Linked DNA regions of Homo sapiens: all the other regions are linked to region 3. A link is a loop called in an ENCODE intact Hi-C map of the cell type or tissue named here. Cell type or tissue: CD4-positive, alpha-beta T cell. All regions are shown on one strand. Links, peaks and the distances in the headings refer to the core of each region. The heading gives the core; the rest is flanking DNA.

Region 1 (4,942 bases), core at 457-4,456, 300 kb before region 3:
GGGCTCTGGGTGAGTATCGCTGCAGTACAGCAGCAGCAGCTTTAGACACCACTTCTGTGTTTAAGGCAGGAACAACTGAGAAGGAGCAGGCCGTGGAGCTCTTGTCTATTCCTTTTGTCAGAGACATTGTGGAAGCCCTCAGCATATTTTCACCTGTCTTTCACCAGAACTGTGTCTTTCTCCTTGGCAAGAAGTGTGTTTTGTGGCCAGCTTTAGTCACAAAAGAGACAGAAAATGAGCCTTTCATTTTTGTGGCACCCTTGGTAGAGGGGTAGGGGAAAGGGCTTCAGGACGAGCACTGGATCAGCTTACCAAGCCTGAAACCACGCCCCCTGCTGGTCATCCTAGAGACTGAGTGGCCCATGTGCTCGTGGCCTGTGGGCCCTGGGCGGCCTCTCAGTTTCCTGCATGGAAGGCAGCAGAAGCACTTATCTGGCCCTCAGCTCCTCGGTGGTGTCAGTTTGTCTGACCTCTGTCAGTTTGTTGTCTTCTTTTTTTTTTTTTTTTAAGACAGAGTCTCGCTCTGTTGCCTAGGCTGGAGTGCAGTGGCACAATCTTGGCTCACTGCAAGCTCCGCCTCTCGGGTTCAAGCGATTCACCTGCCACAGCCTCCTGAGTAGCTGAGACTACAGGCGCATGCCACCATGCCTGGCTAATTTTTGTAGTTTTTGTAGAGACGGGGTTTTGCTGTGTTGCCCAGGCTGGTCTTGAACTCCTGGGCTCAGGTGATCCACCCATCTCAGCCTCCCACTGTGCTGGGATTACAGGCGTGAGTCACTGCTCCCAGCCTTGTTTGTCTTCTGTGTTACCAAAGTAGAAAACTTCTTCTGTTCTGTAACCTTGGTTCAATCAAAGTTCCAAATTCATAAATGGCACTTATATTATTATGACGATTGCTGAAAGTCATGCCACAGTTTAATTTGCTTTATACTTGGATTTGGTATACTTGATTTTTTGGTTCTGTTTTCTCTTTTTCCTGATTTCCTTGATTTTTTTGGTTCCGTTTTCTCTTTCTCCTGGTTTCCTTGATTTTTTGGCTCCGTTTTCTCTTTTTCCCATATTCTTGCCTGGCATGGAGTGGTAGAGCAGAGTGGGGAATGGAGTTGAGTTTGGATCCAGCGGTCGAGCAAGTGTCTCAACTCCCATGCTCAGCTTCCTCCTCTGTCACGTGGGGCAGGGAAGGTGCCTGTCGGGCGCAGCGAGCGTGGTGAGTGGTAGTGTGGGGCCGCGTGCGCCCGTGGGCCCTGAGCATCAGCACTTCTGCCTCTCCGTGTTCTCTTGTTGAGAGGGACCACTGCCTTTCTTATGCTATCGCCAGCCTTTTCCAGCTTATTCATTCTGTTTCTTGGAACCCATTTAATTCATTCTTCTTGAAATATGTGTATTTTCTATTTTATTTCAAATTGAGACTTACCTTTCTTATAGAATTTGTTTTCTTCTGGGATCTCTTGATTTTTTTAAAATTGGATTTACTGAGGTAAAATGTACAGACAATAAAACTCTTTTTTTTTTTTTTTTTTTTTTTTTTTGACACAGAGTTTCGCTCTTGTCACCCAGGCTGGAGTGCAATGGCATGATCTCTACTCACTGCAACCTCTGCCTTCCAGGCTCAAGCGATTCTCCTGCCTCAGCCTCCCTAGTAGCTGGGATTACAGGCGCCCGCCACCATGCCCGGCTAATTTTGTATTTTTAGTAGAGATGGGGTGTTGCCATGTTGGCCAGGCTAGTCTCAAACTCCTGACCTCGGGTGATCCACCCACCTCAACCCAGCCAAAAATCATTCTTCTAAAGTGTGCACTCTAATATATTCTGACAAATGTATGCCAGTGCCACACCACCAAGCAGCTGAGGTAGAGAATATTCTTACCCCAAAAAGTTTCCTCTTACCCCGTGCAGATGTCCTACCCATCAGGGCCCAGGGCGACCTTGTCTGATGTTGATGTCCCATCAGATGGTTTGTATTCAGCAGAGCACCTAGACCAGGCTGTGAGGTACAGGTCCGCCCCTGGCAGCCCATGCCTTGTAGCTTCTGGGTGGCTCCTGGCTTGGTTGCTGTGGTGTGGAGCGTTGAGTGACCTCTGCAGAACAGCAGATGGTGCTGTAGGGCCGCTTCTAAGACTCAGTGGAGGAGGCTCAGTGGCGTTCTGAGCGGTGGCCACCAGGACAAACCTCTTGTCTTTACACCATCTGTGTGTGTGTGCGTGAGTGTATGTGTGTGTGCATTCCAGTGTGCGTCCAGAAGCCAGTTTCCTTCAGAAAGCTTTCTGTTCCCTGGCTTCATTTTTACCATTTAGAGGACCTGTGAAGCAATGAGATGGAATACTTATAGCTGGTTTAATTCAGTGAGTGATCTGAATTGTAAATAAAATTTTATCAAGTAATTTATAAATTTGATATAATAAATTAAGTCTGCGGAAGGGGCTGATTGTGTTATGGAATGAGAAGTTTTGTACATCTTTTGCAATTCTAAAAATTGTGGCCAGGTGTGGTGCTCAAGCCTATAATCCTAGAACTTTGGGAGGCTGAGACAGGAGGATTGCTTAAGCCCAGGAGTTTGAGACCAGTCTGGGTAACATGGTGAACCCCTGTCTGTACAAAAAATAAAAGTAAAAATAAATTAGCCAGGCATGGTGGCACATGCCTGTAGTCCCAGCTACTCGAGAGGCTGAGGTGGGAGAATTGCTTGATCCCAGGAGACGGGTGGCAATGAGCCAAGATTGTGCCAATGCACTCCAGCCTGGGCGACAGAGCGAGACCCTGTCTCAAAAAAAAAAGTTGTGACTTTGCTGTGTAGTCTTTGTGTAACATAATTTTATGATTCTATTGTTTTAAGCTTAATATTCCAAATAGGTAATAATTATGTTAAAATGCAAAAAATTAGCCTATACTCTCATGATCTAAATATGTAGTAGTGGTTTTACAGAATATATTTCAAAGGATTGCCATTCTGTTTTATTTTTAGTAGCCAGTTATAGAAAGCATTATTTTTAAATAATGCCTAAGAATCTTTAAAGAAATACCTGTCAATGTATGTTCCAGTTTAGTATCAAATTTATATTCAGAGCTCATAAGAATTTAAAAAGTTTCCCAGAGTCTGTAAATGGGGATGGAGCTGTCCTTCAAGGGTGATAGTCCCCCTAGGTTTGAGTTGTCCTCTGCTGCTAGCATAGTACCACCTGAGCTACCTGTGGGCCACCTTCACCACCCGTGGGTCCCTCCAGCCACCCCAGGGACACCTTAGCCTCCCTGGGTCGCCTTAGCCACCCCTGGGCCATGTTAGCCACCACAGGATCACCTTAGCATCCCTGGGTCACCTTAGCCACCCCAGGGTCACCTTAGCATCCCTGGGTCGCCTTAGCCACGCCTGGGCCATGTTAACTACCACAGGATCACCTTAGCATCCCTGGGTCGCCTTAGCCACCCCAGGGTCTCCTTAGCCATCCCAGGGCCACCTTAGCCACCTGTGGGTTACCTCAGCCACCAGTGAGTCACCTTAGCTACCCCAGGATCACCTTAGCCATTTGTGGGTCACCTTACCCACCCTTTCACCTTAGTCACTCATGGTCAGCTTAGCTGTTTGTGGGTCACTTAGCCACCCCTGGGCCACTGTAGCCACCTCTGGGTGTCCTTAGCCACCCCCGGGCCACCTTGGCCACTCTGGGTCACCTTGTCTACCCCTGGGTTACCTGAGCCACCCTTGGTCACTGTCTGTGGGTGCTTGCTTGCTTTAAGCCACATTATGCTACTGCAGCTAATTAAGGTCGCTCAATTCAAGTGTCTCCTTTTTTTGGGCTCCTGCCTTCTTTTTGTTTTTCAAATCGAACACCCGCTATACTCATTTGAGAAGTGTAGACTTTGATTTTTAACCCTAAGTTGCATGGTAAAGTCACCTTTAAAGCCAATGGAAAAAGCTTAATTGAATTCATTTGTTTGAAGAAGTAGAGGAATGTTGCAAGTAGACTGAAAGTTATACTTAGTCTGTTCTGTTTGAAACCATTCTCATTCAGAAAACAGAAATGTGTTTATGTAAAGAAATATGTTACTTGACTTAATATTGTAAGGAATCTTAATTGAGAAAATAAGTAGTTGTGTTTTTTCTTTAACTGGGCAGCATTGTAGCGGGGTGGAGTGTGGGTCCCCAGGTTGGAGAGCTCTGGATTTGGAGTGGATCCTAGCACATGGCCACCATGTGACCTTGGGCAGTGACTCAGCCCAGCTGGCTGCCAGGCTGCTCCCCATGAGGTGGTGGGAGCCGTGTGGGATCTGCCTACTGGGTGTGCAGCTGCTGCGGCCTAAGCGGCGTCCTTGCTTGGTCCCCCCATGAACTCAGGGGTGTGGCCTGGCTCCGTCATGTGTTTTGCAGGGGGATCTGAGGGGCCCAGAAGGTAAGAAATTGCCTACGGCCCTTGGCTAATAGAAGAGGGAGCAGGGCTTTGACCAGGGGGACCAGCTAGTGACTCTGTGCTGGTTACTACTTTACCAACACCATGGCCATGCTGCACAGCTGTGCAGCCTCCACCCACAAAGGCCAAAGCTCCAATGGCATCTGCGATGCTTGTAAAACAAGTAGCAGCCGTGTCCAGCCTGCTGCTCTGAAACCTCAGTCTCCTTTACTGAGATTTGATGATGTTTAAATGAGCAAATGCATGTGTAGTGATTGGCAGGTGGCCATCGCTCAGCCGACTTTTCCTGTGCCCTCTGCTTCGGCAGGTGCCCTTCCTGGCTCCCTGCTTCTTCCTCTCCTAACCTCCTGGCACTGTGCTCCTCACTCAGGAATTGCACCCAGCATCACCTCTGCAGGTGAGTCCCACACCTTCCCCCTGCTCTCCAAACTCAGACCCCAAGTCCAGCAGCATCTTCTCTCAGGCATCTATAGACCTCCACAACTTAAGACATCCAAATTCTCATTCCCTTGCCTTGCCATAATCTTCCCATCTCAGCA
Region 2 (4,942 bases), core at 571-4,570, 84 kb before region 3:
CCCAGGCACCGAGTCCCGAGGGCTCCTGCGGCGGCTCTGTGCTCACCCCGCCAGCCCCTCCTCGGCCTCCTCCGGCTCTGGCTTCAAGGCTTTATCCCTGGTGCTCACAATCAGCCCCCCGCCCAGCAGTTACCTCCATCCAGGCACACACGGCCCTCGTTCCCCTCTCTGCCCGTGGGGCGCCTCCACAGATGGCTGGAGGACCCATGCAGACCCTCGGCTTGGTAGCCTGCTGCCCATTCCTGTGCCCACAGCCGGGGCTCCTGTGCCCACAGCCGGGGCTCCTGTGCCCACAGCCGGGGCGGCCTGACCTCGCAGCACAGGGTGTCAGCCGGGAGGATGCGGGGGAGGCGGCTGCCCAGCCTCCTGTGATCCCGGCAGGTCCTGGCCCTGCACTGGGCCCGGTTTCACCACCTGTCAGCCTCAGGGTAGGATTTTATGCAGAGTCACGCAGTTTACACACAAACACACACACGCTGGTATACACACGTATGTGCACACACATGCACAGGCAAGCATATACATATACATGCCGTTATAGATTGAACTGTGTCTCTCCCAAATTCACATGTTGGAGTCCTAACCCCCAGGATCTGTGAATAAACTTATCTGGAGATAGCATCTGCAGTTAATCAAGTACAAATGAGGTAATTAGGGTGTGTTTGTGTGTCTTTTAAAGGGGGAGGTCTGGACACCGTGTGGAGACAGCTGTGGGATGCATCTGCACACTGAGGAGCCATGATGGCTGTGGGACGCCCAGAAGCTGGGGGAGGCCTGGAGCAGCCTCTCCCTTACAGCCTCAGGGGGAATCAGCCTGCTGTGAGATAATAAATGTCTGTTGTTTAAGCCCCCAGTGTGTGGTGGCTTATTGTGACAGACCTAGCAAACTGTGCACACAGACACAGGCACACAGGCAAAGGCACAGGCACACAGACACATACACACAGACACAGGCACACAGACACAGGTACACAGGCACAGGCACATAGGCACATACACAGAGGCCCAGACACACAGACACAGGCACACAGACACACAGGCACACAGGCATAGGCACACAGGCACACAGGCACATACACAGAGGCCCAGACACACAGACACAGGCACACAGACACACAGGCACACAGGCATAGGCACACAGGCACACAGGCACATACACACAGGTACATATACACAGGCACAGGCACACAGGCCCAAACACACAGACACAGGCACACAGGCACATACACACAGACACAGGCACACAGACACACAGGCACACAGACATAGGCACACAGGCACACAGACATAGGCACACAGACACAGGCACACAGGCAAAGGCACAGGCACATAGGCACCTACACAGAGGTACAGGCGCACAGACACAGGCACACAGGCACGTACACAGGTACAGGCACACAGGTGCACACAACTCACCCGTAGTCAGTAGCATCAACTTTAAAGTCCAGCATAGCAGGGCTCAGGACCTGGCTGGACCATATTCCATCTGTTCGACCTTGAAAAGGTAATTTAATGATTCTGAGCTTCAGTTTTCTCACCTGAAAACTAGGAATCATAATAGTCTCTTCTTCATAGGGTTGTTGCAAGAAGCCGGGACATTTTGCCCTGGGTTTGGCATGAGGGGCTGCAGTGTCTCCTGTACATGCTTTAAATATTTTTTAAAGTCTCAACTATTTGTACACTAAACAACACACGTCTAAATAATGTGTGGGTCAAGAAGAAATCGCATGCCAGGCAAGGTGGCTCTCGCCCATCGCCCCAGCTACTCGGGAGGCTGAGGTGGGAGGATTGCTTAAACCCAGGAGTCCATCAGCCTGGGCAATGTAGCAAGACTTAGCCACAAAAAAAAACTTTTAAAGAAGAAATCTTGAAGAAAATATTTTGAATTGAATCATCATGAAAATGCAGAATGTAAGAATTTGTGGAAATGCAGGCAAAGGGTGCTTAGAGGGAAATTTATAGCTTTAAATACTTAAGATTAGAAACAAAGAAAGGCTTAACATCAATAATATAAGTTTCCAATATAAGTAGCATAAAAGAGATAAGCAAATTAAACCCAAAAAGTAGAAAATAAATAATGAAAGTAGTAGCAGAAATTATTGAAATACAAAACAGATAAAAAGATCAACAAACCCAAAATTGATTTTTTTAGTTGTTAAAATTGTTATCTGTCAAGCAAGATCGATTTAAAAAAGAGAGAGAAGACACAAATTGCCAATATGTAGACTGAAAGAAAGAATATCAATGTGGATCCTTGAGACAGCACAGGATAATAATAAAACTTTATGAGCAACTTTGTCAGTAAATTTAACAACGTTGGGTGACACAAATTTCTGAAAAACACAACTTACCAAAATCAGCATGAAATGAAATAGAAAATCTGGATAGCCTTATGTCTACTTTTAATAACTGAATTCGTTATCAAACTCCTTCCACAAAGAAAACTGCACGCCCTGGTGGTTTTATGGTGAGTTGTATCAAATACGTAGGGAAGAAATAATGCTGATCTTTCACAAACTCATTCAGAAAACAGAAGAAGGGAGAACGTCTGCCATGGCCTGAATTTGCCCCCTCCCTGCTGCCAAAATTCATACCCTAACCCCAGCATCTCAGAAGGTGACTGTATTTGGAGAGGGGATCTTTACAGAAGTCATTAAGTTAAAATGTGGTCATTAGGGTTGCCCTGGCCCAGTCTGCTGGCGTCCTCGTAAGAAGAGCAGATGAGGGCACGGACACACACAGAGGGACGGCCCTGTGAGGACACAGGGAGAAGATGGTGTCTGCAAGCCAAGGAGAGACCCCAGGCACCAGCCCTGCCCCTCCTTGATCTCAGACCCCAGGCTCCGGGACTGTGAGAAGGAAGTGCCTGTTCGAGCCACCAGTTCTGCGCATTCTTAAGGTAGCCCAAACAAACTAATAAAATCCCTAGTGCGTTGTACCAGGCGGATGTAAGCCTGAGACGACACCTGACAAAGACATTATGATAAAACACAATTGGGGAACGTCCCGCACATCAACACAGACACAAAACACTCAACCAGATGTTAGCAATCACGGCCAGCAAGGGAAGTAAATGGTACACCACGACCAAACGTGCTTCCGCCGGGAATGCAAGAGCCGTTTACTGTTTGAGCATCAATCAGTGTCATTCACAGAAGCAGAAAACATGATCATTCAATAAATGCAGAGAAATCATTCAACAAAAAAGCAACACCCATTATCACAGATAAGAACTCGAGACAGGCTAAGAACAAAGTGAAACTTTCTCCATATGATATGGCCACGTATGAGGAGCCTACAGCTAAAATCAGATGTGATGGTGGAATGCCGACCTTACACAAACTCATTCAGAAGACAGAGGAAGAGGGGAGAATTCCTGCTCTGTCCTGAATTTGCCCCACTCCCTACTGCCAAAATTCACATCCTAACCCCAGCATCTTGGAAGGTGACTGTATCTGGAGAATGGGATCTTTACAGAGGTAATCAAGTGAAAATGTGGCCATTGGGCTGGGCCTCCCTAACAGTGTCCCTCTCACTCTGTGAACGGGGTGAGGCTGTCTGCCTGGCCACTTCTGTTCAATGCCGTACTGGAAATTATAGCCAATGCCACAAGGTGAGACAAATGAGAGTCGTGCAGTTTGGAGAGGGTGCCTGTTATGAAGGTGTGGTCTTCCACCCAAACCCACCCTCCGGACCCCATCCTGAGCTGCCGGGGCTGGGACCCCACAAACCACATCTCTGCTCAGCCTGCCAGCATCCCCTTAGACTGCCAATAAGGGGCGCTGGAGAGACCACCAAGGTCCAAAAGGACAGGAGAGTTCAGGCGAGTGTTCTGGGTTCAGGGAGATTGGAGACATGACGGTTAAATTCCACGCGTGCTCCTGCACTGCACCCTTGGGTGGGAAGGAACATTACTGGGACAGTGGACAAGAATGGGAAATGGACTGCCCGCTAGATGGTTGTATCACATCATTAGGTGATTACACCAAGGGGCGTTCCCTGCAGGCACACGCTGAGGTCCACAGTGGGGAGTGGACATGGTGACCCCGCCTTGCTGGGGCTCAGAAGCTGGTACCTGAGATACAGCTTTGATGTGAACCGAGGCAGCCTCAAGGTCTCTCTGACCTCCCTGCTCCTGTCTCTCCCAAAGCACGAAGTTGTTCCCTGAATCTCCCTTATCTGCCTGAAGTCCCTACCGGCCAAAGAAGAAAACAATGACCCGGAATCCCCTCCCTGCGTTTCCATTAACTGAGCTTCTATCGCAAGAAGAAAGGCCGAGGTTTGTCAACACACCTGGCAAATGTCACAACCATTGTCTGCTCCAGCGGACTTTGTTCCAGGCCATTGTCCGTGCTTCAAGCCCATTGAATTCCCTAAAAATCATTTACTACCACCCTAAAGTCACCCACACTGCCCCATCTCCTTTCCCCCAAGAAGAAGGGTGCATGGCCGTCTGTGGCCCCCCGGGGTTTGGGGTAATCGTCCTCCTAAGATCCTCCATGCTATGCACATTAGAACACATGTCAGCCTTTCCTCCAGTTAATCTGCCTTCTGTGAGTTGATTTTCCAGTGAAACTTCCGAGGGCAAAGGGGAAGTTTTTCCCTTGGCCTCTGCGCGCCTACTTGTTTTTTTTTTTTTGGTTCTAAAAACACTTTTGAGTGAGGGAGAGGAAGTGTGATAAAGAAAATGGGGCAAAATGCACAAAGTTAGTGAGTCCGAGTGAGGTGCTCCCTCTCTATCCTCGCAACTTTGTCTTCTAAGTTTTAAATTTCAAAATATAGCAGTGAAAAGAATGAGAACGTTAAGTCCCGGAAAAGCCATGATTTCTCGCTCAGGGAAGTGGCCACGTGTCCGCGATCGCAATCAGCGAGGCTCCGACTCCAGGACTGCGAAGCGGTTCCACTGTCAAACACGCCGAGCCGGCGCGTTTCACAGCTGCCC
Region 3 (4,942 bases), core at 488-4,487:
GGGCTGAGGCTGGGGGAGGGGGTCTGGTGGGGAGGGAGCTGAGGCTGCTCAGGGGACTGCTGGTGGGGGGCCCTAGAAGGAGGGAGCCGTGGCTGTGGGGTCCCTGATGGGAGGGAGATGTGGCTTGGCGGGGAAGCTGTGGAGGGAGGGAGCTGTGGCTACTGGGGAGCTGTGGCTGGGGGAGTGCCGTGCCTGGGGGTCTGTGACTGGGGAGTTGCTGGCTGGGGGGCAGCCATGGCTGGGGGAACCCTGGCTAGGGAGGGGCTGGCTAGGGGCGAGCCGGGCTGCGCGGGGCCCTGGCTGGGGAGCAGCTGGCTGTGGCAGGAGCTGTGGCTGGGGCTTCTGCTGTCTGCATCCGTTCCTGTACATAGTGAAGGTGGGTTCTATTGCCAAGGTTCTGCAGGTGAGGGTGTGTGCTGTTCACACCACAGCATCACACAGGCACTCTCCTGCACACACACTCACACACAGACACACAGGCACTCTCCACACACACTCACACTCAGACACAGGCACTCTCCTGCACACACACTCACACAGACACACAGGCACTCTCCTGCACACACACACACAGACACACAGGCACTCTCCTGTACACACACACACTCACACACTCAGACACACAGGCACTCTCCTGCACACACACACACTCACACAGGCACTCTCCTGCACACACACACACTCAGACACACAGGCACTCTCCTGCGCACACACACACACTCAGACACACAGGCACTCTCCTGCACACACACACTCACACTCAGACACACAGGCACTCTCCTGCACACACACACTCACTCACAGACAGACACACAGGCACTCTCCTGCACACACTCACACTCACACACAGGCACTCTCCTGCACACACACACTCAGACACACAGGCACTCTCCTGCACACACACACACACAGACACAGGCACTCTCCTGTACACACACACACTCACACACTCAGACACACAGGCACTCTCCTGCACACACACTCACACAGGCACTCTCCTGCACACACACACACTCAGACACACAGGCACTCTCCTGCACACACACACACACACTCAGACACACAGGCACTCTCCTGCACACACACACTCACACACTCAGACACAGGCACTCTCCTGCACACACACACACTCACTCACACACAGACACACAGGCACTCTCCTGCACACACTCACACTCAGACAAGCACTCTCCTGCACACACTCACACTCACACTCAGACACACAGGCACTCTCCTGCACACACACACTCACTCAGACACAGGCACTCTCCTGCACACACACACACACACTCAGACACACAGGCACTCTCCTGCACACACACACTCACACACTCAGACACACAGGCACTCTCCTGCACACACACACTCACTCACACACAGACACACAGGCACTCTCCTGCACACACTCACACTCACACTCAGACAAGCACTCTCCTGCACACACTCACACTCACACTCAGACACACAGGCACTCTCCTGCACACACACACTCACTCAGACACAGGCACTCTCCTGCATACACACACTCACACTCAGACACACAGGCACTCTCCTGCACACACACACTCACACACTCAGACACACAGGCACTCTCCTGCACACACACACACTCACACTCAGACACACAGGCACTCTCCTGCACACACACACACTCAGACACACAGGCACTCTCCTGCACACACACACACTCACACACTCAGACACACAGGCACTCTCCTGCACACACACACACTCACACACTCAGACCCTCACACTCCAGGGCTGGGCAGGGGACCCCGGACCTGGCCTCTGGAGCTCATCCCTGGGTGCCTGGGCACGGAGTGCCGGTCACACTGTGCACCCATCCTTGTTTTCTCGATGTTGGGTTTACTTTTCCTGCCGGCTGCACGGCCTGCCCTTCTCAGGGCTTTGGGCTACTCTGCAGGGCTGGTGTTCAGGGCAGGAAAGGGAAAGGGGCAGTGGAGAGGGAGTGTGTGCTGTAGAGGCTAAGACCCCATTTGCACTGAGCCCTTCCATGGCTGTTCAACTCTGACGGGAGTCCACTGAGGCTCAGGACGCCTCTGCAGGGTGCCAGGGCCACGCAAGCTCCACAGCACGTGGACAAAGGCGCATCTAATCCTTGCAGGCAGAGTGGCTTATTAGACACGTTAGCAGGTCTGTCTGTGCAGCCGGAAGGAAGAAAGTGAAGTTAGATGCCCACATGTGACTTGGCATCCAGAGGCACATTCCAGATGGCGACCCGGGGCTCCCTGGTGTGGTCTGGGGGCCGGTGGGGGCCGAGGGGCTGCTGTGGGTCTGTGTGGAGATGGATACCGAAAGCCACAGGACGTGCTTAGGGACTTGCATGGCAATTTGGCAGGGCCGTTCCCAGCGCAAAGAAAGGCTGTCGGAGGTGCAGGCCACGCTCATCACCCGCATCTGACCCCACCAGGCATCCCACAAATGTGACCCTTATGTGTCTGTTAAAAACTACACTTAACGTTTTTTAATTCGAGAAAACCTATCTGTTGCTGTTATGTACAGTGCTGTAATCAGCAAACGTGTTCCTTGGTCATTTCCGCAACAGAACACAGTGGGAGGGGCCTGCTCTTCCGCAGCACCCCAGGCAGGCCTGGACCGCCCGAGTGGCCGTGGTCCAGGGGCGCGGAGGGCGCAGCGCGTTCCGTTTCGGCTCCTCTGGTGCGTGCCTCGTGTGCGTGTGAGCAGAGGCCGTGTGGATGCCGGGCGCCCGCCGGTCACGGGCTGGTGGGCAGAGAGGTCATGACCTTTTACTTTCTAGGCCTTTACGTATCGCAACGTGTGCGTTACGTTCATCATAAAAACGTCCGACGAAACCAAGAGCAAAGTGAACTTATTGGTGAAAGTTGCCATTGGGACTTCGGTGCCTGCTGAGAAATGCCTGGGCCTCTGGCTCCCCCTGGCGGCCGGTCCCTGGCTTGACGGAAGCGCGTCGCGCGGGCTCCAGACGTCCTGGGCCAAGTCCTGTGCGCGGGGCCTCCGGGTCTGCGAGCTGCGGCCGTGTTCAGAGCGTGTTTTGCCCGGAGCTGCTGCCAGCCTGGGCGGCTTTGGGCGCGTGCAGCAAGCAGGGTTTGGATTTGGAAGTGCAGCTCGTCCTGGCGCCAAGCACAGAGCCTGGCCTCTAAGATGCTCGGGAAATGCCGCTCTCTGCGCCCCTGAGTGCTCAGTGCGAGCCTGTGAAGTCCATTACAGTCTCCGGCTGTGAATGTAGCAAGGAGTGGGAACTAGGCCTGGGAGATGGGAGTGTTTGTCTGATGACTTCCTGAGCGAAAGCAAACTGGGAAATCTCGGGCTGCGCGCTGGTGCCCCGACTCCGCACCTCCCACCCCTTCTGTGGGGCCAGCACCCAGAAAGCGCCAGCGGAGGCTGGCAGGCCGTGGGCCGCATGGGCGGAGGGGCCGGTCCTCCGATGATGGGGCAAACGTCTCCGGCCTAGCCCCCGACGCTCGGGGATGTAAGGGCAAGGGCTGCGGGGTCGGAACGTCGGCTGTGGCTGTGGCTGTGTGACTGCTCCGCACCAGCTCAGCTTCCTCACCTGTGCACACAGGCTCCCGCTGGAATTTGCTGCGTTCTCCAAGCTCTGCAAGATTCAGAAGCAGAGGCCTCCCTGGGCTCTCACAGCCCCTTAGCTTCTTGCCCACCCACGGAGAGGGTCCAGAGCTGCCCCTTGCTGTCTGTGAGGAAAGCGGGTGCTTCAGGCCTGCCAGGGGTCCACTGGGAGTTGCTGGGTGGGCTCCTCAGGCCCTGCCCAGGGCTGACCCCTGGCTCCAGGTCCTGGGCCTCCGTGCCATGTTCCCCGCAAGCAGTCGGGGCCTGCTGGGGTTTGAGCCACGTTCCCCGGAAGCAGTCGGGGCCTGCTGGGGTTTGAGCCACGTTCCCCGGAAGCAGTCGGGGCCTGCTGGGGTTTGAGCCACGTTCCCCGGAAGCAGTCGGGGCCTGCTGGGGTTTGAGCCACGTTCCCCGGAAGCAGCTGGGGCCTGCTGGGGTTTGAGCCACGTTCCCCGGAAGCAGTCGGGGCCTGCTGGGGTTTGAACCACGTTCCCCGGAAGCAGTCAGGGCCTGCGGGGGTTTATGTCACACCCTGGCTGCACGTGGGGATCGTGTCTAAGCTTTTTGGAAATGTCGATGCCGGACTCCGCCCCAGACCTGGAGCTAGGAACTGGCCCCTGGCCATGGGCCCAGGCAGGGTGAGGTTTCCCAGCACCCTGGGTGATCTGAACTTGGGAGCAGGGCTGGAACCTGGGGGCAAGATCAGCACTTCTAGGACGTTATCGTGCGTGGGAACCACGGGACGCTCACTCATAGGAGGCTCAGCAGTTCTCTCGCTGTGCCGAGGCTGATGGAGACCTCACTGCTTGCCCCCGGGATGCAAACCCCGGGGACACCCGCCTTTCCGCTCCAAGCTCTGCCCACCGCCTCACATGGCCCTGGGAATTACAACAGACTTTCCCATCTCCCCACTATGGGCGGAATCTGCTGCAGCTGCCCAGACCTGGGGTCTTGCAGGTTCTGGACACCACAGCTCCCCTACACACAGAGGCTGCTCCTGCGTGGCCCTGGTCCCTCACCTCTACTTCTGGCACACGCTCCTCCACCTGCTGCCCTTCAGGGTTCATCGAGGTCTTATTTTGGTTCTGTACTGGGAGAGGGGGAAGCAATGGGGCAAGACGCTGCCCCTACTGTCCCCAGAAGATGAGGGACAGCACAGATGCCCAGGTAGAGTTTTCCTGTGTTAAATCATAAAACCCCCACATGCCCATCCCAGGTGCCCCACCTGCCCCAGCAGCTGCCTCCAGGCCTCGGGACGCTTGAACCCACCTCGAGGGCTGCCAGCTCCTGGCCTGGAGGTGCCCCCACCGGGTCCTCCAGTCCTGCTGCCCGGTGGCTCTGGCCATGGTTCCCGTCCCGGGCTGTTCATGTTCCC
Region 4 (4,942 bases), core at 273-4,272, 490 kb before region 3:
ACATCTGACCCCCTGTTCCCTTCCTGTGCCCTGGAGCCTGCCTTACCCTTACGGGCATCCTGGGAGGGACCCTCTGAGCTCTGCAGCCTCCTGCTACGGGAGGAGGAGGGCATGGGTGCAGGGCTGAGGCTGGCCTAGAGTCCCCTCCCCGCCCCAGCTCTCTAAGACCCCCTGCACCTCCCCAGCAGGACTCAGCTTTGCCTGTGGGCCGGGTTGTGCATGCAGGGGCTTTGCGGCAGCCTGTGGACCCCATGTCGGGGCTACAGCTCCTCCATGTCCGCTCTGGGGGTGGCGAGGGACCTGTGGCAGAGCCGGGGTGAGCACCCGTCTCCTGAGCCTCCCCCAACGCAGTGCCACCTGCTGTGCGTGCTGTGTGGCCAGCTCTAGCTGGCTTGTGCAATACCAGAGCCTGGCAGCCGGCCGGGTGTCCAGTGGTGGCTGATCCTCCAGCCTTGGGCACGGCTCCAATCCTTGGCATCGGACATCCGGGGAGCTGGTCATGCAGCATCGGGCGATCGGGCATCCGGGGAGGTGGTCGTGGAGCATCGGGCGGTCCGGGAATCTGGTCGTGGAGCATCGGGCGGTCCGGGGAGCTGGTCGTGAAGCATCGGGCGGTCCGGGGAGCTGGTCGTGGAGCATCGGGCGGTCCGGGGAGCTGGTCGTGGAGCATCGGGCGTCCGGGGAGCTGGTCGTGGAGCATCGGGCGTCCGGGGAGCTGGTCATGCAGCATCGGGCGGTCCGGGGAGCTGGTCGTGGAGCACCGGGCGTCTGGGGAGCTGGTCATGGAGCACGCTTAGAATTGGATTTCTAGTTCTGTGTTCCTTCATACCAGAAAACGAGCCCACCTGTTTTCAGACAGGCACTTGGGACTCAAGCTCAGAGACACAGGCAGGGTGGGGCAAGGCCTGGTATGGACTCAGAGCCGGGTGGGGCTGGGGGCCCCTGGAGCAGAGGATGTTGGGAGGCCTGTCACCATTGCTGGAGAGGGAGCTCACAGCATGGTGGACGGCTTGGGGGCGGTGGGGGCATGAGAGGCGCCGGTGGTGGTACAGGATTTTGGGGGTGTTGCTTTTCTGGCCAGATACCTGTGGCCGGTGGCACCTTTGCTTGAGTTTTGTCCAGGCCCACTGGGCTCATTTCACCTACTTGGCCTGGCAGGCTGAGCTCAGCTCATGCTACTGGCCTGGATCTCATGCCTCCAAGGGAGACTGGAGTCAGGCGTGGAGCGGTGAAGTGTGTGTGTGAGCAAGTGTGGGGTCCGGCCATTGCAGGCCAGCGCCAAGCCACCCTCAGCCCCCGCCTTGGCTTCCTCCCAGAGCTTGTTGATGCCCAAGGTCCAGAGGGGGCCAAGGTGGCAGGGCCTGAGTGTGTGCACACCCGGCCGGGCTCTGACAGCACCTGGGCTCAGCCCCAACCCCCCTTTGAGATTGGAGTGGGCGTTGGAAGCAGGGAGAGGCCAGGCAGCAGGAGCAGGCATCTCTGAGTCTGCAAGGGTAAGAGTGCAGAGAGGCCAGGGTCCCGAGCCCCGACTTGGCTGCTGCTTGCTCCCGCTCCTGCTGGCTCTGTGGAGCATGCAGCCCTGGCTCCCCCTCGCACGGTTTGTGGCCTTGCCCGGGGGCTGCTCCTGATCAGGGAGTGGATTGTGGGCCCTGGGCCCTGGGCCCGGCTGTCAGGAGTGTCGGGCCTGGCAGTCACACCGATGTGGGGTGGATCCTAGGGATGCAGCCCAGGCGGCCCTGCACCATAGCCTCCTCCAGAGGAACCCAGCACCCTCGGCCGGGTGGACACAGGGACCACACTGCTGTCCGGGTCCCCAAAGCGCGGCCCCAGCTCCGCCTACCCCCCAGAACCCTCTGTGCAGCAGCAGCAGGCCAGAGCGCACCATGGAGCCAGGCTCTGAAGCCACAGAGGCCTACTCTTAGACGCCGGGCACAGGGCACCCACCGCCGCCATTGCTGCTCCGGCAGCCACTCCTGCCGCTTCTGCCTGCGCCTTCCGGCTGTGTACGACCTGCTGCTGCTGTCAGTGGAACACGTCTGCGTCTGCAGGCGTGTTGGACTGGGTGACGAGGCCACCAGGCTGTGGTGCAAGGACATCCCAAGCTCCTGCACCCAGCCCTTGGGCAGGGCTGGCTCTCCCGGTCAGCACAGAGCGCTGCCCAGGTGATTGTACCTGCTTAGACCCCACTCCACCCCCAGGCACCTGCGGTGGAGGGACCTGCGGTGGAGGGCGCGACCTTGGCTTCCTGGCCGTCCCTCTGCCCTGGTGATCTGGCCAGCAGAGGGCAGCAGAGCTGTGTCCTTGTCAGGTCAGCCCAGGTGTGGGACAGTCCCGGGATAGAGACGCAGGCTCTCCCTCCTGCCTTGCACAGCGGAGACTTGGGAAGTCCCAGCTCCTCATCAGACAGTACAGACTCTGGGGTTACAGGGTTGTCTTCAGGGATTTTTTTTTTTTTTAAGATAACTGGAAAATGGCAGAAAATGAGCCTTGCCCCACCCTGCCTGTGTCTCTGGGCTTGAGTCCCAGGTGCCTGCCTGAAAACAGAATGAGCTCATTTTCTGCTATTTTCCAGTATCTCAAAAAAAAAAAATCCCTTTTTTAAGACCTTTTTTTACAGTTGTGAAGTCAAGGGTATGACAGGAAACCATGCAGAATGTACTTGTTGCTTATATCTACTCCCAAGTTAAAATAAGAACAAACTGACGGGGAGGTTACATGGAGATGGCTCTGTGGAAGCGAGGCTTGGGGTCAGATGGCCTCGGCTTGGCCGCAGCTCCCTGTGCGTCACCTGCCTTGGCTGCGTGGTGCGGCGGCTGGGAGTGGTGCGCCTTCTTACCTGCGCTCCTGCAGAGAGTGTGGCCGTGCCAGCCGGTATGTTGGGAGCCCAATGACTTGTTTCTTAAGCCAGGCATCCTTGTGAGCCACATGTTGTTGAGACGCTAGACCAGGGGTCGGAGGTGTGGCCTATGCCAGTCCGGCTGGGAGCGTGGCCCTGTTGGTGGCGCTTCTCAGGCCCATGGTCACGCAGTCACATGGTGCCATGCTGAGGCATTTGACTTGGACCAGACATAGTGCTGTTTCCTCCCATCTTAGTGGGAGTCAGGAGCCAGCCAGGGCCTCTGGGGTTCTAGCCTCCTGCACCTCCTTGCCGGCGTCCTCAGGGTTTCTGCGATCAGCTCCTTCATCTGCGAAAGGGGGGTGTCGGGGGGCTGCTGTAGAACTGCTGTGGGTTTATCCTCATAGAACTTTGAGCACAGAGACTGGCCCAGGCGGGTGTGGGCTGCACCTGTGCCTGAGGATCACGGTGACTCCACCTGGTCCCTGTCCTGGAGCACGTGGCGGCGACTGGGTACACGTGTCGTGGGCACAGTGCAGCAGGCTAAGCCTTCATCGGATTAAAGTCGCCGGTTTGATTTAAAGGCCTTAAAAATGGTTTAAACACACAGCAGCAGCAGAACACACAGGAGAAGATTCCTCTGGGCTTGGCCAGCCTCTTCTGTGCCTGTGTCTCATGGCCTGGCTCCTGTTCACTCAGGTTGAGATGAAACCGTGGCTGCTGCCATACTGGGCGCAGAGGAGGCTCCCATCTCCTGGTGGCGCTGAAGCCCACAGCCATCCAAGGGACCAACATCTTGCAGCATCGCGCAGGGAGGTAGGAGAGAGGCAGGGAAAGTGGGCATGGATGGCCCTGGCTTGCTGCACAGCCTGGGAGGAAGCAGGGGGACAGGCTGTGGATGTGGCCCTTGCCGGTCCTGTTCAAGTCCCAGCTCTACCATCTGGATCCAGGGGCTGAGTCCTCAGCGCACGGGGCGAACGGCCGCGTCTTTGCCCACCGTGCCTCACTCACTGTCATGCCTGTGGCTGAGACTTGAAGGTTAGGGATCAACTTTTACCTAAAATTACTTCTGTAGAAAATAACATTTCATGATTGAGAAAGCAGCGCGTATGCACACATTGCAGAATAGACAAATACGCAACATTGGGAGATAAAAGCCAGGCCCTGCCCCCGGAGCCGCCCGAGCGCGCTGTGTGGGCACCATCTCTCACTGCCCGAGGGCACTGTGTGGGCACCATCTCTCGCCTACAGGTGTTCTCGCCCAGGCCTGCTGCACGTGCCAATCACTAACCGGGGCGGGGCATCTCAGGAAAGGCCCTTAGCTAGCAGTGTCTTCAGGAGCCCTTGCTGCTCTTTGTCCGAGCAGGGTTCGCCCGTCGTGTGTGGGTTTATCCTCATAGAACTTTGAGCACAGAGACTGGCCCAGGCGGGTGTGGGCTGCACCTGTGCCTGAGGATCACGGTGACTCCACCTGGTCCCTGTCCTGGAGCACGTGGCGGCGACTGGGTACACGTGTCGTGGGCACAGTGCAGCAGGCTAAGCCTTCATCGGATTAAAGTCGCCGGTTTGATTTAAAGGCCTTAAAAATGGTTTAAACACACAGCAGCAGCAGAACACACAGGAGAAGATTCCTCTGGGCTTGGCCAGCCTCTTCTGTGCCTGTGTCTCATGGCCTGGCTCCTGTTCACTCAGGTTCACTCAGGCCTTTGTGGGCCGTGCAAGTCTGGATCTCACCGGCTTGCCGAGGTCCCTGGGCCGCTGTCTTGGGCTTGCGCTGCTCGCCCCCGGGAAGCTCAGCCACTGCCTTTTTCTATTTGCCAGACAGCAATCGGCAGCTTCCCTGGCCACTCAGGGAGTGACTCCTCCTCATCAGAGCTGTCTGCTGTCAGGGCTGATGTTTAAGTTGTTTCTGGAACTTTCACATCAGAGTGTGTGGCCTGATCACCTTGGGCCTGGCCTGGGGATTCCCGGGGCCGCCTTCCATCACCAGAAGGTTGGCCCCAGGGCCCTCCTTCTCCCCTGCAGGTCTGGCCCCAGCTGCTTCAGGACCGCCCTCCCATGGGGGATGCTGTGCCCAGCAGAGGTCTTTTGGCCGAGTGGACAGTT
Region 5 (4,942 bases), core at 451-4,450, 290 kb before region 3:
AAATAAAACATGTCATTGGGCCAGATGCGGTGGCTCACGCCTGTAGTCCCAGCATTTTGGGAGGCCAAGGAGGGCGGTTCACCTGAGGTCGGGAGTTCGAGACCAGCCTGACCAACATGGTGAAACCCCGTCTCTACTAAAAATACAAAAGAAATTAGCCAGACGTGGTGGCGCACGCTACTTGGGAGGCCAAGGCAGGAGAATCGCTTGAATCCAGGAGGTGGAGGTTGCAGTGAGCTGAGATCCTGCCGCTGCATTCCAGCCTGGGCAACAGAGCAAAACTCTGTCTCAGACAAACAAACAAACAAAAATGTCATTGAATTTGAAGTATACAAAATTTGAATATCTTTCTATCAAAAATTTGAATTTTAAGGAAATAACAAAGCAAAAATTATAATTTTTTGTGTTTTCAAAAAATTATTTTTTCTAAATTATTAAGTTATAAGATATAAAGTAGTTAATGTGAAATGTTTAAATCAAAATTGTTTAAAGCTGAGTTTTAAATTTAATACTTTGAAAATTTAGTTAAATCATATTAATAATTTTATAAGAAATAAAACTATTGATAATTCTGATGTCTGACATCTGTCTGATTGCTGACATGGATCCTGAGTCTTACAGTGTTTTGAGGGCCTCCAGCTACATTGGGGTTCCAGTGCCAGAGTGGCTGGCAGCCCCACCCTAACGAGAAGTGAAGGGGCTGGGCATGCTGTTTCCAGTGCTTTCATGAGATGCTGCTTTGCCTGGCGGTCGGGCCTGATGTCTCGTTGTTCCACCTGTGACCAAGGGGTCCCTCTGGAAATGTGTGTGTACTGACACATGCCCTGGTGGCTCTTGTCTGATCCATGTCCAGGTTATTCCTGCCTGACCGTCACTCGTGCCAGGAGCCCAACACAAATTCAGGCACAAATTCAGTACACCACACAATGGGGGAAACATGTTCAAAGATTTTTACTTACAGGTCCTGAGCAGGGAGGGTGCCATGAGTCAGGAGGGCAGTCCTCTGTCCCTGGGTCATGCAAGCAGGAACAAAGGGTCAGGCAGAGAGAGAGAGCACTGCAGCCAACCAGCAGAACAAATAAGGGAGTAGGGTGGGGTCACTTGAAGTGTGTGGGCAGGTGCCTGAGTGAAAGATGCCTCTAGGTTCTCATCTCTGGTACTGGCTTGAGCCACTGGGTGTGGTGTAGAACTACAAAGTGTCAGGGGTGGCTGAACTCTGCCGCTACTAGGAGAAAGTGCAGCTCATATTCCAGATAGATGCTGAGGCAATAGAAAATGAAAAGAATTCACTATGCTTACGCAGAGTGTGTCTGGACACACACAAATTTAAGAGTAATAAGAATTGCTTAATATGGCATAATTTCCTTAGGTGCCATGTGCAGTTGTCACAAGCATTGCACTAATTGGAATAATGAATTAGAAAGTGGATGTTGGTCATTATTAGGAAAAGGTACTTTGTTACACGAGACAGTAATTGCATTGTGGCAAGAGAAAGAATCTGACTAATTAATTTGTCTTTTTTTTCTTTTGCCTATGAGTGCTTCTTCTGCTTGACTCCTCCCCATAATCGGACTCCTTCCAAGACAGCCTAATCTTCAGGGCATTTGGATGCAGCTGCCTTTTGTTCCAGAGACACAGGCCATCTCAGGGGAGGTATCTCCCTGGGGCCTGAACAGCGTTTTTCTAGACAAGAGGAGGCTGAGGGCTGTGGGTTCTGCTTTGCCAGCCCTGAATGCTGGATCCCGAGTGGCAGAGGCACCAAGTGCTGTATGATGTGTGTATGTGATGTGTGTGCATGTACATGTGTGTGATGTGTGTCCCTGCTCGCCCCAGGCTGGCCATGGTACTGTGCTAGTCACAGACTGGCTGTGCTGATCAAGCCAGGCACAGTGGAAAATGGGAAGATGTTGGCGTTTGCCCCTCCCTTGGCTGTGTGTCATTCACCTGGGGCATGAGCTGTGCCCCTGCTCTGCAGTAATGAACAAGGCAGGTCAGCATTGGTCCGAGACACGTGAGTTAAGAGAGGAGGAAGAGCACTCTCTGGGGGCGGGGGGATCCATTTGTCAGTGGCCTGCAGTTTCCTGTCCCAGGGATTTCACTGGTGACATCCTGACCACTCACCTGCACTTTATATGGAGCTGTTTTCATCAGCTGGCGTCTGCTGAGCCTCTGCATTGTGTTGTGTGGTAGCCTGTTACTTTTTGCAGTTTTATTTTCTAAACTGTACTCTTTTATTGATAGATTTTTTGTATTAGGATTTCCATTTAAACAGGACTTTGGTACGTCTGCTGTGGGAGATTTGTTTCCCTAGAAGATTCACGGCTGTCGTTCTCTCCCCTCTGCTCGTGGTGTTTTACTGTGACTGCGCTGAACGGTTAGCTGTCACATGTCATTCTCTGGGTGGTGTGCTCTGAAGTCATTGTGGTGTGTGGGCCCCTTCAGCCTAGTTCTGCCTAACTGCGGCATGATGAATGGGCCCGAGGCAGAGGAGGAGGCTCCCTCGTCGGTAGGGGCTGCTGTTGTCGCAGCTGCCGGCACACGGAAGTGAGTCGGTGTGCTGCTGCCCCGAGTGACTGAGGGACAGAATGAGGCTGGGGCCGGCCGGACTGGCATTGGCGTGTCTGCATGGCGTCGTCCACCACTGGGCCTTTGCACATGGGGACCTTTTTCAGCATCATGGGGCGTCGGTATAAAAGGAGGCGCAAGAAGCGCTCTGAGAGGAAAGGTAATTCATTTAGTTTTTATTCTTCAGTGTGAAGCATTTGTCTTTAATGCAATACAGAAGTGTTTTCTGGGATAGACGGCTTTGTGAATTAATCTTGCTGATGCCAGTTACTTCCTATTTTCCCTTTTTGAGTGCCTTTTTTGTTGTTGGCATTTTATAGAATTTTAGATAGGGGCACTTAAAAAGGAAGATTCAAAAACATGTCTGTAAACATGAATAGAAATCATTTAGCTTCAGAGTCTGGAGTATGTCTTTGGAAAGATATTTATAAAACTTTAAAGTTTGTAGCTTTGAGCTACAGAAAAGGTTTTTCTCCCAGAGACAGATGCTTATATGAGATTTCCTTTGCCGCACTCTTCATTAATGACTTTTCTACATTAAAACTGTTCTTCATGCTGCAGAAAGCAAGGCTGAGCAACCATTGTGAAAATATTTCCCCTTTAAAAGAATGGAGAGCAAATTCCTTACATTCTGCACTCCAGGTTAATACCAGTTTTTAATTCAACTTAATGTTTTAAGTCATTAAAATCTAGATTTTTTTTCTCAAAACCAGATTCAAAAGTTGTCCATGACTATACACATCACAAGCTACTGGTTTTTGGACCTAAATTGCTGCTTTAAAAGCTGTTGATGTTTTTTTTTTCTCTTTGTATAATATGAAATAATTAATAGAAAATGCCTTAGTGAAAAGATGTGTCTAGCCCGGAGAACAGCTGAACACAGGCGTGATCAGTGCCTCTGCCTCTGTGTCTTCTGGGCGCCCCCTTAGTGTCCCCCACCCGACAGGACTGGAGTACAGCGCTTCACCACCACAGGGCCCTTGGGACATGCTGTGGCAGGAGATGGCTGTTTCTTCAGGAAGTAAAATTAACCTCGGTTTTTTGGTGTGGCTTCCTAAGAAGAAGAACAGATGAATCTCAAAGTCAGCAATCTTGTAATAGTACCTTGTAATATAACAAAGGTGACAGCACCTAATGGAAGTCTGTGTCTGGGAGTGGGGAACCCCTGACCCTGGGCCCTCTGTGCACCGTGCTGCCAGGTGCTTGTGTCCAGGGCTGGGGATGCCACACCCTCGATGCTTTCCTGGACTGACGGGCGGTCTCAGGACAGCCAGTCTGTGCGGCCCCCTCTGCCCTCACCTCAAGAGGTCACAGCATTGGCCTGTTTTTGTTTCCTCAGTTAAGCTTTGGAAATTGAGATGTCACTAAGACAGGCAATAGGGAGTAAAACAAAGGCACAGGCAAAAACTAAAGGACATTTTTACCAAATACCCTCAATTTAGAATTACCACCACTTTTCCCATGGACACTCATCACTAATTATTTAAGTTGGGAAAAATATTGAGAAGTACAAGAATAATTCTGTCATCATTCTTTTGGAATTTACTGTGATTCAAGCTTAAAATGTCTTTTTCATGCATTCCATAATCTCATTCTGCAGTGGGAAAACCACTCTCAAATATGTTGCATTTTCAGACCAAGGTTATAAGAAATTGAGAGGGTTATAAGATGTAACAATGAGGCCCACATATTAAATGGCTTGTGTTCCTTGGTCATTCCTATGTGAGTAAGTTCATTGTGAGTGTTACTAAACAGTATCATGTTATGTGTTAGTTCTCGCTGTTGGTATTTTGTAATAAGCATTATCTTTGAAACTAATAAAAATACCTTTGAAATTATCGATATTATTAAGATTGGCCATCACATTTATACCAAACTGGCAAAGTTTTATAAGATGTAAAATAGTCTTTTATACTGTATATTTCTAAGGTACTGTAAATCATGTGTATTGCATGGTTTTTTCCCTAAGACTGATACAATGTACGCCTTTTAAAATGTAATTCTTTGATGAAAACAATGTAGTAGCAAGTTACGGGTTTTAGTTGGCTTCAGTGGCAATATAATTTCAGTGATTTTTTTCATCACTCCTGGATTATACTTGCAGTTACTGCCTTCCACAGGGCAAATAATTGACTGTTGACTGTGTGTGAGCCTCAGATGGGTTAGCTTAATCATCAGGAAAATAGGGCTAAAGAATAATGTACCATTTAAATACTGGCCAGAGTCCCCATCAAGCAGACACTGCCACCCTGGCAGATGCTGCCAGCACGAGACCTGGGAGAGGTCTGGGAGCCACAGGGCAGGATTCTGAGTAGCAGTTAGTGCCCATATATGGAGCGCTTCCTGCACCCAGCCAGTGCTCAGTGGCTGCTGCTGT
Region 6 (4,942 bases), core at 405-4,404, 380 kb after region 3:
CATACAGAGCTTCTCCTGTTACGTACATCTTGCCTCAAGTGTGGTACAGTCAATGAACCAATATTGGTACATTATTATTATTATTTTTTGAGACAGAGTCTCGCACTGTCGCCCAGGCTGGAGTGCAGTGGTGCGATCTTGGCTCACTGCAACCTCCACCTCCCGGGTTCACACCATTCTCCTGCCTCAGCCTCCCGAGTAGCTGGGACTACAGGTGCGTGCCACCAAGCCTGGCTGATTTTTTGTATTTTAATAGAGACGGGGTTTCACCTTGTTAGCCAGGATGGTCTCGATCTCCTGACCTCATGATCTGCCCGCCTCGGCCTCCTAAAGTGCTGGGATAACAGGTGTGAGCCACCGCGCCGGCCTGGTTCATTGTTATTCACGGATGGTCATAGTTTGCATTGGGGCTCACTGTGTTGAACACAGGTTTTGACAAGTGTCCAGTGACACGTGTCCCTGTCATTACTGTGTCATACAGAAGAGCTCCACTGCCCCCATGCGCTTCACGTACTCACTCCTCCCGTCCCTGAAGCCCCTGGCAACCACTCATGTTTTTATTGTCACTATAGTTTTGCCATTTGCAGAATGTTTTGTAAGAAACTGCCACAGTTTTGTAAGAAACTGCCAAACTACCTTCCCAAGTGGTTGCATCACTTTGCAAACTAAAATCTCTCTAACCGTGAGATCTATTAGTCATGCTCCTTGGTATTTACTCAAAGGATTTGAAAACTTCAGCCTACACAACAACCTGCACACAGATGTTTATAGCAGCTTTGTTTATCATTGCCAACACTTGGAAGCAACCAAGACATCCTTTAGTAGGCAAATGAATACACCAGTGGTGCATCCAGACAGTGGAATATGATTCAGCACTACAAAGAAATGAGCTGTCAAACCATGAAGTGATGCGGAGGAACCTTGAATGCGTGTTACTTAGTGAAAGAGGCCAGCCTGAAAAGGCTGCATGCTATACGATTCCAACTATATGACATTCTGGAAAAGACAAAACTATAAAAATAGTATAAAGATCAGTGGTTGCCAAGAGTTGGGCGGAGAGATGGATGTGTAGGTGGATCACAGAGTACTTTTACTACAGGGAAAATACTCCGGGTGATGCTGTAATGGTGGATGCGTGTCATTACACATTTGCCCAAACCACAGAGTACAGCACCGAGCGTGAGCCCTGCTGTGAACTCTGGACCTGGGGGGTGGTGATGTGCCCACATGGGTTTGGTTGTGACTCATGTACTGCTCTGGTGGCGGGCTGTGGGGGATGGGCCGTGGGGGATGGGGGTATATAGGAAATCTCTGTGTTTTGTGCTCAGTTTGCTGCTCTAAAAAATAAAACCTAAACAAAGCAGTCGGAGTCCCTGAAGACTGTCCTGTGACAGAGCAGGAAGGGCTCCCTTAGCTCTGAGGGAAAGCGCTGGTTATGTATTTGCTCTTCTCCCAAGAACACACAGTCTAATTTTGATCCTCTTTACAGACGGGATGAAGGGCATGTTCATCAAGTAAGCGGATGCAGGTGCAGAGACCACACCTGGCACGACACTGCCGTTGGGCACCCCAAGGCCGAGGCCGGCAGCCACTGTTGTCCCCAGAGTCCATCTGGTTTCTAGAGTGGAAAATGGAAAGGGGTCAAACCGCCCACGCAGCCCTGAAGTCCTTGATGGTAGTGTAGATTCTACAGTCTTCCCCAGGTGCTATCTTGGCTGAGGTGGGGAAGGCTCCTGGGGACTGTACTTGGCCTTTTCTGCCTTAATATCCTGCTCAAGGCCGGGGCCAGAGGGCTTGTCTGGCAGCTGCTGGGCGCCTCTGTCCAGTGCTGTACCAGAACGTCTAGCAGATGGGTGTGCGGGCACAGGGCCTCTGCCAGATGGACTCGGGCCAAGCTCCGTCTGTCATGTTAATTGTGGGTCCATGATGGTGTCTGAGTCCCCTGGAGTGGGCAGGAGCTCAGGCCCCAGACCCAGCCATTGTCTGAAGGTCCAGGGCCTGGCCACTCACTCTGCCCATCATGCTGTCACTCCAGGCAGTTACTCAGGCCCGCTGGGGAAGGTGGGGTGAATGTTTGCTCTACACCGCAGGACTGTTGCGGGTCTTCCCTGGAGACTGGGTCTCCGTTTCAGCCACTGGCTCTGACCCATGGACCAGCTCAGACCTCATCTCCTCTGAAGGGAGTGGCGCTGGCCTTTTCCTGGCTCTCGGCTATGTGTGGGATGATGCTGGCCTTCTCCCGGCTGTCAGGTGTTTTTGGTGTGTCCATGTCAAGTGTATCCGTCCTGGGAACACCCAGTCCGGCTGCCATGGCAGTGGGCACCACGGGCCAGCACACCTTTGCTGCCTGTGAGGTCGTTGCGCCTACCTGGCCCCATGGGCCCCATTTTATCTCGTCGCTTTGCTGTCTGGGAACTTTGTCACCCACGGATAGGAGTGCCAGGCCCAGGAGGATGTCACGCAGTGTTGGCACTTCAGCTTGGCTGCTGTTCTCCCACAATCCTTGTGAGGGCCTGTGATGACCCAGGTCAGGATAGGACAGGTGGCTTGGGTTCTGCGGGCCACACGGTCTGCAGTGTGCGTGGCCTTGACCTGGTGCTGGAAGGCAGCTGCAGACCACGAGTCAAGGAGGGGGTGAGACTGTGCTCCGGGGAAACGTGGATTGTGGATATGGGCAGCCAGCGGGGCCTGCAGACCCCTGGGTTAGAGCCAAGCCCCAGAGGCACCTTGGTTTCTGAGAAGCCAGAGGAGGGAGTTCCTGGGACCTGGGGGATGACCATGGACCTCTGCTGCCACCTCGTGGCAGGGCTGACGTATCTGAGCCACGTCCTTTTCTCCCGGTTTAGAAATATCCTGGTGGGAGGCGCTTTTTCATCCTTGCAGCAGACAGGCAGCTCTGTTGGCCACACGATCTGGGCTGTGTGCCCCGCCTTCAGCAGAGGCCCTCAGGACCCTGCGGGATACAGCCTCGAGAGGACAGAGCCTCAGACTCTGAAGGCCACAGCAGTGATAGCACACCTGTGTCTGAGGAGTGCGTTCTGAGAGGAGACCCGGCCCCTCGTCCTTGTCCATCCATGTGGCTTCTGCAAAGCACCCTTGTCTTGCAGAGCCAGCGAGCCTGGCGTTGTGACCTGGGCTAACTTGGTACCTTTTCTCTTTTTAGAGGCAGAATCCTTTCTTGAGAACAGCATCTTTCAACTCTTGACCTGCTCCCCCTTCCCGGTTCCCACTTTTTGCCTGGCAGGCTGGGAGGGACCCCCTCTCCTGTGCAGCCTCTCCCTAATCCTGGATTCCGCAGGGGCTCCAAGACCCTCAGGGTCGCCAGTGACTCCTGGGTCACACTGGCCCAGCACACACTGAGCTCCAGCCTGATGTCCAGCCCAGGAGGTCCTCAACTGAGGTCCAGTACCCCCCTGCACCACGCTGTGGGCCCCGCACCCTCCCCCAACTCTTTTCTACAACACTCTTCCCCCTGCACCGTGCTGTGGGCCCCGCACCTTCCCCCAACTCTTTTCTAGAACACTCTTCCCCCTGCACCACGCTGTGGGCCCTGTGCCTTCCCCTAACTCATTTCTAGAATACTCTTCCCTGCCTGCACCCTGCTGTGGGCCCCGCCCCCTCCCCTAACTCATTTCTAGAACTCTCTTCCTCACCTGTCTCCCTGGTTCTTGTTCTGGCTTCTCCACGGGACCCTCCTGTCCTCCCGTGTGATGCTGACTGCTCGTGACATGTTGCAGCCTGTCTCTGCTCCCTTCCCTGCTCTTGTCACTTCTTGCTGGTGCTCTGTGGCTGTCATGCAGACTGGGGTTGGGGTTCTGTTCCCTCTACTGTACTGGAGCTCCAGGTCATGGGAGGCAGCAGAGCCCAGCCCTGGCCCTTCGAGCTTCCGTCCTGCAAGCACCGGCAGTGTCAGGGAGGCACCGCCCAGGGGAGGCTCCTCCTTAGGGTGCATTGTCACTCGGCGTTTCCGACACCTGCTCTCATCATTTTCCTACCTTCTCTTTCCTGACAACTTAGCTATTTATCAGACCCCAAAATCATGAGCCTTGAGAAATGATATTCCACATGCTCATCCTCTGGAGGACACCTGGAACTGAGCTTGCTTCCCTGCTCACCCTGGGAAGTGGTTTCACAATGTCCCTCAACGTGTGACTATCACCCATAGCCTCCGGTATCTCTCTGTGTTCAGTGTGAGGCCATTTGCTCGTTTGACCCTTTTGAAGGTCAGGAGAAGCTGGCAGGACTCCTGCAGGCACAGGCACCGGCACCGTCATCCTGGGAGCCATCGGGGTCCTCAGCCCCCACTGCAGCCTGAGCCTTTCCTCTGGCCGCACTGTCCATTTCTTTAGCTCCTCTTTTGCCTTTTCTGGGGCCTTCTCCGGTGTTCTGCGTTCTTTTAAATGTTTCATGGTTAAAACTGGACACATCCCCCAAGAAGCTATAAATCAACCATAGCAAGAACTGATCTCTTTCCAGGTGACTATAAAAATGATTTTTTAAAAATGGTTCTTTAAAAATTGTCAGTTAAGCAGATAACAGACCCAAGACAGGGCCAGGAGAGTGAGGGGCGGATATGGCATGGGACAGGGTTAGGAGAGCAAGGGGTGGACCTGGCATGGGACAGGATTAGGAGAGCAAGGGGCGGACCCAGCACAGGATAGGGCCAGGAGAGCAAGGGGCGGACCCGGCATGGGACAGGGTTAGGAGAGTGAGGGGCGGACCCAGCAGGGGACAGGGTTAGGAGAGTGAGGGACAGGGTTAGGTGCACGAGGGGCAGACCTGGCACAGGACACACCCATCTTGGTTGTGAGTTTCTGACTCTTCTTGGTTTTGGTGACCTTGACTGTCCTGAGCAGGACTAATCAGGCATTTTTCAGGCTATCCCTCTGCTGGGATCTGTCTGATGCTTTTCTCATGGGTACAGGAAGGGGCTATGAGTTTG

What was found. Hi-C counts contacts between places; a loop is a spot of excess contacts. Peaks named below come from ENCODE experiments on the same cell type or tissue, not always from the same donor. Only the 100,000 strongest peaks of a DNase experiment are listed, where the experiment ranks them.
Region 1: a loop joins it to region 3, with 18 times the contacts of the local background. A loop is called at or near these places in 71 of 110 quality-filtered maps.
Region 2: it touches region 3 in a loop (2.3-fold over the local background); 17 of 110 quality-filtered maps call a loop at or near these places.
Region 4: a loop joins it to region 3, with 4 times the contacts of the local background. A loop is called at or near these places in 15 of 110 quality-filtered maps.
Region 5: it touches region 3 in a loop (10-fold over the local background); 67 of 110 quality-filtered maps call a loop at or near these places.
Region 6: it touches region 3 in a loop (7-fold over the local background); 14 of 110 quality-filtered maps call a loop at or near these places.

Annotation. Positions count from the first base shown.
Region 1 is chr21:45,138,432-45,143,373 of GRCh38, forward strand. All of the region lies in intron 2 of ADARB1 (adenosine deaminase RNA specific B1), which reads left to right. Among named protein-coding and RNA genes, the nearest start is that of ADARB1, 66 kb to the left of the region's middle. RefSeq lists an enhancer at 243-537. In CD4-positive, alpha-beta T cell, for the core only: CTCF peaks have their summits at 554, 2,090 and 2,296; a DNase peak (open chromatin) is centred at 2,120.
Region 2 is chr21:45,352,686-45,357,627 of GRCh38, forward strand. LOC105372839 (a long non-coding RNA gene) reads left to right here. Exons shown (of 2, transcript XR_937800.3): 2 at 680-853. Among named protein-coding and RNA genes, the nearest start is that of LINC00316, 13 kb to the left of the region's middle. RefSeq lists an enhancer at 649-1,523. In CD4-positive, alpha-beta T cell, for the core only: no CTCF peak of the experiment used is centred there; no DNase peak of the experiment used is centred there; H3K27me3 peaks cover 657 bases.
Region 3 is chr21:45,436,652-45,441,593 of GRCh38, forward strand. The region is part of intron 2 of COL18A1 (collagen type XVIII alpha 1 chain); the gene reads left to right. LOC124905042 (a long non-coding RNA gene) reads left to right here and starts at 1,708. Exons shown (of 2, transcript XR_007067909.1): 1 at 1,708-4,734. RefSeq lists enhancers at 2,212-2,941, 2,942-3,671, 3,672-4,401. In CD4-positive, alpha-beta T cell, for the core only: CTCF peaks have their summits at 2,896 (motif pointing left) and 3,100; DNase peaks (open chromatin) are centred at 2,910 and 3,423; H3K4me3 peaks cover 584 bases; H3K27me3 peaks cover 232 bases.
Region 4 is chr21:44,947,659-44,952,600 of GRCh38, forward strand. The region is part of intron 2 of SLX9 (SLX9 ribosome biogenesis factor); the gene reads left to right. Among named protein-coding and RNA genes, the nearest start is that of SLX9, 10 kb to the left of the region's middle. RefSeq lists enhancers at 1,750-2,335, 1,876-2,025, 2,336-2,921, 4,413-4,942. In CD4-positive, alpha-beta T cell, for the core only: CTCF peaks have their summits at 2,263 (motif pointing right) and 2,466; DNase peaks (open chromatin) are centred at 499 and 2,293.
Region 5 is chr21:45,149,984-45,154,925 of GRCh38, forward strand. All of the region lies in intron 2 of ADARB1 (adenosine deaminase RNA specific B1), which reads left to right. Among named protein-coding and RNA genes, the nearest start is that of ADARB1, 78 kb to the left of the region's middle. RefSeq lists an enhancer at 1,370-2,226. In CD4-positive, alpha-beta T cell, for the core only: CTCF peaks have their summits at 2,502 and 2,704; a DNase peak (open chromatin) is centred at 2,478; H3K27ac peaks cover 360 bases.
Region 6 is chr21:45,817,952-45,822,893 of GRCh38, forward strand. The region is part of intron 4 of PCBP3 (poly(rC) binding protein 3); the gene reads left to right. Among named protein-coding and RNA genes, the nearest start is that of PCBP3-AS1, 16 kb to the right of the region's middle. RefSeq lists enhancers at 1-57, 3,804-4,489. In CD4-positive, alpha-beta T cell, for the core only: a CTCF peak has its summit at 2,811 (motif pointing left); DNase peaks (open chromatin) are centred at 1,200 and 2,800.